Regions from separate parts of the Homo sapiens genome. Here region 2 is linked to region 1. Evidence: read pairs that join two places in POLR2A ChIA-PET (ENCODE). Cell type or tissue: PC-3. All regions are shown on one strand. Links, peaks and the distances in the headings refer to the core of each region. The heading gives the core; the rest is flanking DNA. Region 1 overlaps RBM47 (RNA binding motif protein 47). Region 2 overlaps RBM47 (RNA binding motif protein 47).

What was found. ChIA-PET counts read pairs that join two places held together with the same protein. Peaks named below come from ENCODE experiments on the same cell type or tissue, not always from the same donor. Only the 100,000 strongest peaks of a DNase experiment are listed, where the experiment ranks them.
Region 2: POLR2A ChIA-PET joins it to region 1 with 14 read pairs; 7 of 35 experiments call an interaction of 5 or more read pairs at or near these places.

The regions. Positions count from the first base shown.
Region 1 is chr4:40,485,271-40,488,188 of GRCh38, forward strand. The region is part of intron 2 of RBM47 (RNA binding motif protein 47); the gene reads right to left. Among named protein-coding and RNA genes, the nearest start is that of MIR4802, 15 kb to the right of the region's middle. In PC-3, for the core only: no CTCF peak of the experiment used is centred there; a DNase peak (open chromatin) is centred at 1,521; H3K27ac peaks cover 1,580 bases.
Region 2 is chr4:40,427,759-40,430,676 of GRCh38, forward strand. The region is part of intron 6 of RBM47 (RNA binding motif protein 47); the gene reads right to left. Among named protein-coding and RNA genes, the nearest start is that of RBM47-AS1, 3.1 kb to the left of the region's middle. In PC-3, for the core only: no CTCF peak of the experiment used is centred there; no DNase peak of the experiment used is centred there.

The DNA.
Region 1 (2,918 bases), core at 128-2,627:
TTAATTTATGAAGAATCAATATGAAATAAAGACTTAAAGCTCAATCTTGTTACCTGTTTGGTGAACAACTCTGGAAAGTCAGGATAAAGGAAAGCCAAGTCGACAGCTGCTTTATCTAAGCAGTAAGAATATGCAGATGGGACCCTCTTCTGTTCTCCTACCATGTTTGTTCCAGGATTCCAATTTGAAATCTGTATGTGCCCCTTGACACCTCAATGCTTTGTCAAGCACCTCATTTCTCTGGCTTTAGTTTTATAGACAAAGAAACCAAATACATGGTGATGGAGCAGCTTATCACAGTATGTTTTTAGAAACACCAATGCTAAAATTACCAGTCCCCAAGTGTCAGGTGAAATTACTATAAGAATTAAGTGAGAATTACTTTGATCTAAAGTATTAATGAAAATGGTAGTGTCAGTCATGATTCTGGATAATTACTCAAATAGACAATTTTAAAAATTGGGACAACACATTAATATGAGAATATACTGTTATAAAGAGAAAATAGGCCGGGTAGGGTGGCTCACTCATGTAATCCTAGCATTTTGGGAGGCTGAGGTGGGCGGATTGCTTGAGTCCAGGAGTTTGAGACCAGCCTGGGCAACATGGCAAAAGGCCATCTGTGTAAAAAAAAAAAAAAAAATACAAACATTAGCTAGGCATGGTGGCATGCGCCTGTAGTCCCAACTACTTGGGGGTGTGAGGTGGGAGAACTGCTTGAGCCCGGAAGCTCCAACTGTAGTGAGCCATATTTGGACCACTGCATTCTAGCTTGGACAACAGAGCAAAACCCTGTTTCAAAAAAAAAAAAAAAAAAAAAAAAAAAAGAGCTTAGTGTGAAGAGTTTAGAAACTAAATACAGTAGCTAAGGAAGAAACTGATTATTTATCTGAATTTCAAATTGAACTAAACATTGGTCCCAATCACTCTTCCTTTTTCCAAGAACTGAGCATTAAATGGAATTTTAAAACATTTATTAAAACAAAATCAAAGACAAACTACAATTAGGAGTGTGTCATTAAAGAGCCAATTTCCTTAATATGCCAGAGTGCTTCCGTATCAACAAAAAAATACAACACAATACATACGAGCAAAGATATCAGCAGGCAGTTTGCAGAAAAACAAGATTCTATGATGAATAAACATGAAAATAGTTCAACTCTATTCAAATCAAACTTTGTCTGATTAAAATAGATAGAAATCGAAACAGTGAGTCCTACTATATCAGCAAAAATTTTTAAATTTGGGCTGGGTGTGGTGGCTCATGCCTGTAATCCCAGTACTTTAGGAGGCCAAAGTGGGTGATGACTTGAGGTCAGGAGTTCGAGACCAGACTGGTCAATATGGTGAAACCCCATCACAGATTTAAATGGAAGTTGTAAAATCTTACCCCCAGTAGAGGATCTTTAGAGGAAATGGGGTGAGGGTTGGGTAGAGGGCACATGGATTGAGCAACCTTGACTGTGATTCCCATAAATTTAGAAGTTCAGGCAGGAGGACTTCCCCCATGTAACTATGATTCAACAGAGCACACATCCTGTTTAATAACAAAGGCATTTATGCAACATTCATTCTATGTCTCTGGGTAATTTATATGTTGCTTGATCTTGGTAATGTGCAAACATTTTTAGCCAGTTCTTAACTGTCAGGTGATCTCTGATTGTTGCTGTTTTCTATAGTTGTTGTCTAGACACTCACAAGGATTCAGGTTTATTTTGGATCCTAAAGTCAAGGCCAGTATTTCTTTAAGACTTACTTAAACTGGAAGAGTCCTAAGATTTCAGTAGCCACAAAAAATTATTCTCTGTGCTCCCCCAAGAGGGACAGACACAATGAGCAACCTTAGGATGGTCAAGGGTCATCTGTTAGCTCTTTTAGACTCAGTGGAGCCTTCATGGGGATTGGCAGATGGAACCGAAAGCAACAAAAAAGACCCCAAAGGAATTGGCATCTTGGGAACTCAGATTTCCTCAAGGACTCCTCCATCTGATGATGTTGGTAATTTCAGCTCTACATCATCATTTCTTTTCTTTTCTTTTTTTAAAGATGGAGTCTCACTCGGTCGCCCAGGCTGGAGTGCAGTGGCGCGATCTCGGCTCACTGCAAACTCCACCTCCCAGGTTCAAGTGATTTTCCTGCCTCCTGAGTAGCTGGGTCTACAGGTGTGCACAACCATGCCCAGCTAATTTTTGTATTTTTTAGTAGAGACAGGGTTTCACCTGGTTAGTCAGGCTGGTCTTGAACTCCTGACCTCAAGTGATCCACCCACCTTGGCCTCCCAAATTGTTGGGATAACAGGCGTCAGCCCCCATGCTTGGCCTCATCATTTCTTTTTTTATCAAAAACCAGACAGTCAACTAGGCACCCCTCTGTGCTCACCTTTCACGTCCTGGCATAACACTTCGTAAGCATAGCTACACAAAGAATAAGAATGGCAAGCCCCAAGTATGAAGAGATAAATCAAATTTAATTGTTATTAATATATTATTGATTATTCACACTAAATTTAGTCTTCCAAAAAAATAAATCTACTTGGATAAAATTCATGTTGATGGATAGACCAAAGAAAGCTGGTTATCAATTTATATGCTAATGAATTTTTCTTACTTTTCCCCTATGTATAGCCTAGTATTTTGTAATTTCTCTGCACCTACAGGGCCAGAGGAGGGAAAAAAACGGAACGCACATCCTTTCTGTTCTTTAGTGAAGCTTTTGATGAAAGGGATTAATAAGAGTTAGGGGTGAGGGAAAGAAAGAAAGAGAGAGAGAGGCTGGGCACGGTGGCTCACACCTGTAATCCCAGCACTCTGGGAGGCCAAGGCAGGTGGATCACCTGAGATCAGGAGTTCAAGACCAGCCTGGCCAACATGGTGAAACCCAGCCTCTACTACAAAATTAGCCAGTGTAGTGGTGCGCAC
Region 2 (2,918 bases), core at 224-2,723, 57 kb before region 1:
TGCAAATCAGAGTTCCAAAATTGTGCTCAAAGGAACTTAGGAACTTCTAGCCTAAGATTACTTTTTAAAACTATAATCAAATAGTAATTATAATTTATAATAATTTTAATTTATAATTATAATGATAATTATAACAATTAATAACTCAGAGGCTGGGTGAGGTGGCTCATGCCTGTAATCCTAGCACTTTGGGAGGTTGAGGTAGGAGGATGGCTTGAGGCCAGGAGTTCGAGACCAGCCTGGGCAACATGGCGAAACCTTGTCTCTGCAAAAGATACAAAACTTAGCCAGCCATGGCGGTGCGTACTCCTGTAGTTCCAGCTACTCAAGAGGCTGAGGTGCAAGGATCACCTGAGCCTGGGAATTCAAAGCTGCAGTGAGCTGGGATCATACCACTGCACTCCAGCCTGGGCAATGGAAGTGAGACCTTGTCTCAAACAAAACAAAACAAAACAAAACAAAACAAAACAAAACAAACCCCCAAACTCAGGCACTATTCTAAGTGCCTTATTTGTATGACAGTATTGAATCATCACAGCCACCAGTAGAGTTGGTACTATGATTATATGGAGTTGTGTGGAAGTGTTAAATGACCTGCACAAAGTGACACAGCTTTTAAGCAATGCAATGTGTGACTCTGGAGCCTGCACTTTTAGCCTTACGTTAACTTGCTTCTTACAACCCTAAACAATGAGTGTCTCATCAGTGACATTTTACAACCAGGGAGAGGAGCTCCAGAACTGGAAAGACTGTGGTTCACAGCAAGACACAAGTCACCTTTTCCACATGTGTGGACGTAGGTTTAATAACCAGTGCAAAAAGGGAGAGGAAATGGCAGGGAAGGCAACATGTGAGAGAGACCTTTCCATGTGCTACAGGACGGCCCAACACCTGGGTTCAGGCTGCCCACTCCAACACCAAGTTTTGCACATAGACATGCACTGGCTTACGGCCTGGAATCAAGAGTAGGTCCCCAAACCCATGGCTTCTCTTTTCATTCATGTGATGTCCCTTTTATGATAGCATTCACCACACTATAAGGACAAAGCATGCAGAGATCAGGCATCTGATCTCCCAATCCCAATTCTACTCCCGGCCAGCAATTCTGTCTCCTTGCTGGGCCTTAATTTTCTTATCTGTAAAATGAGAATATATGGGGAAGCACTTGGTTTTGCTTTCCATGGTTTCAGTTACCCGCGGTCAACTGAAGTCTGAAAATATTAAACTGAAAATTTCAGAAATGAATAACTCATAAGTTTTAAATTGTGCACCCTTCTGAGTAGCTCCATGAAATCTCATGTCATCCCTCTCCATCCTGCCCGGGACACCAATCATCCCTTTGTCCAGGAAAACGACACTGTCTGTGCTCCATGCCCATGTCACTTAATAGCCATCTGGGTTATCAGATTGACCGTCAAGGAACCCTTATTTTACTTAATATCAGCCCCAAAGTGCAAGAGTAGTAATGCTGGCAATTTGGATATGCCAACGAGGAGCACTAAAGGCCTTCCTGTAAATGAAAAGGGGAAAGTTCTCTACTTAATAAGGAAAGAAAAAAAATCCTATGCTGAGGTTGCTAAGAACTACAGTAAGAAAGAAATTTTCTATCTGTGAAATTGTGAAGAAGGAAAAAAAAATTCGTTCATAGTATATTATTAGTTTGGTAATATCTGTGTTTCAGGCATCCACTGGGGGTCTTGGAATGTATCCCCCAAGGATAAGGGGGGACCAGTATACAATTGCATTAATACAGCATCATCAAAGAGCAGGAATAAAGAAAAATGCAATGATGGTAGTGGGAGAAACATTTACCCATCCCTAAAAAGTGCCTCTAGCAGGAGAATCGCTTGAACCCTGGAAGCGGAAGTTGCAGTGAGCTGAGATCCCGCCACTGCACTCCAGCTTGGGTGACAAAGTGAGACTCCATCTCAAAAAAAAAAAAAAAAAAAAAAAAAAAAAGTGCCTCTAATTCAGGTGAAGAGTCCCTGCAGTCTTCCCTCCTGTCAAGGAGGAGCAGTTATCCTTGCTCTAACTATACCAAGAGGTGTTGTTAAATTGGCTAAATAGGAACACCCCTGAGCGCCTACAAGGTAGGGGAGGATGATCGAAGGTAGGGGAGGATAAGCAAAGACTGCAAATAAGAACCCTGATGGTGGCCGGGCGCGGTGGCTCACGCCTGTAATCCCAGCACTTTGGGAGGCTGAGGAGGGCGGATCATGAAGTCAGGAGATCAAGACCATCCTGGCTAACAGGTGAAACCCCGTCTCCACTAAAAAAATACAAAAAATTAGCCAGGCATGGTGGCACGTGCCTGTAGTCCTAGCTACTCAGGAGGCTGAGGCCGGAGAATCGCCTGAACCTGGGAGGCGGAGGTTGCAGTAAGCCGAGATCACGCCACTACACTCCAGCCTGGGCGACAGAGCGAGACACCGTCGCAAAAAACAAACAAACAAACAAACAAACAAACAAACAAAAAAAGACAAAAACAAACAAAAAAAAAACCCTGATGGCAACAGCCAGTGCGGACTGATAGGAGACAGAAATAGTCAGGACATGATTATGGTGCCTGGAATTTGGACCTGACCAGAACTCACAGTGCACATGAAAGACAAGTGTTCATGAATTTCTTACTAAAGGAGAATTAGAAATTATTATCAGAATTCCACTAAGTACTGCTGCTACGCTATAGTAAATATTTACCGTCAGTCCACAAGTATTATAACTATACTTAGTTGTTATTCTACAGTGTCATTTACAACCAATTCCTCTTTTTGTCTTTCAGAGATCCCAAGTTAAAGAATACTTAATGACATACTGAAAGATAAATAAGCTTCAATTAGTCTGCCCTTTCTGAATAATGCAGTCAAGACTAGTGTTCAGAGTGGGCAAAAGCAAGTAAACAGCATCCTACTGTGGAG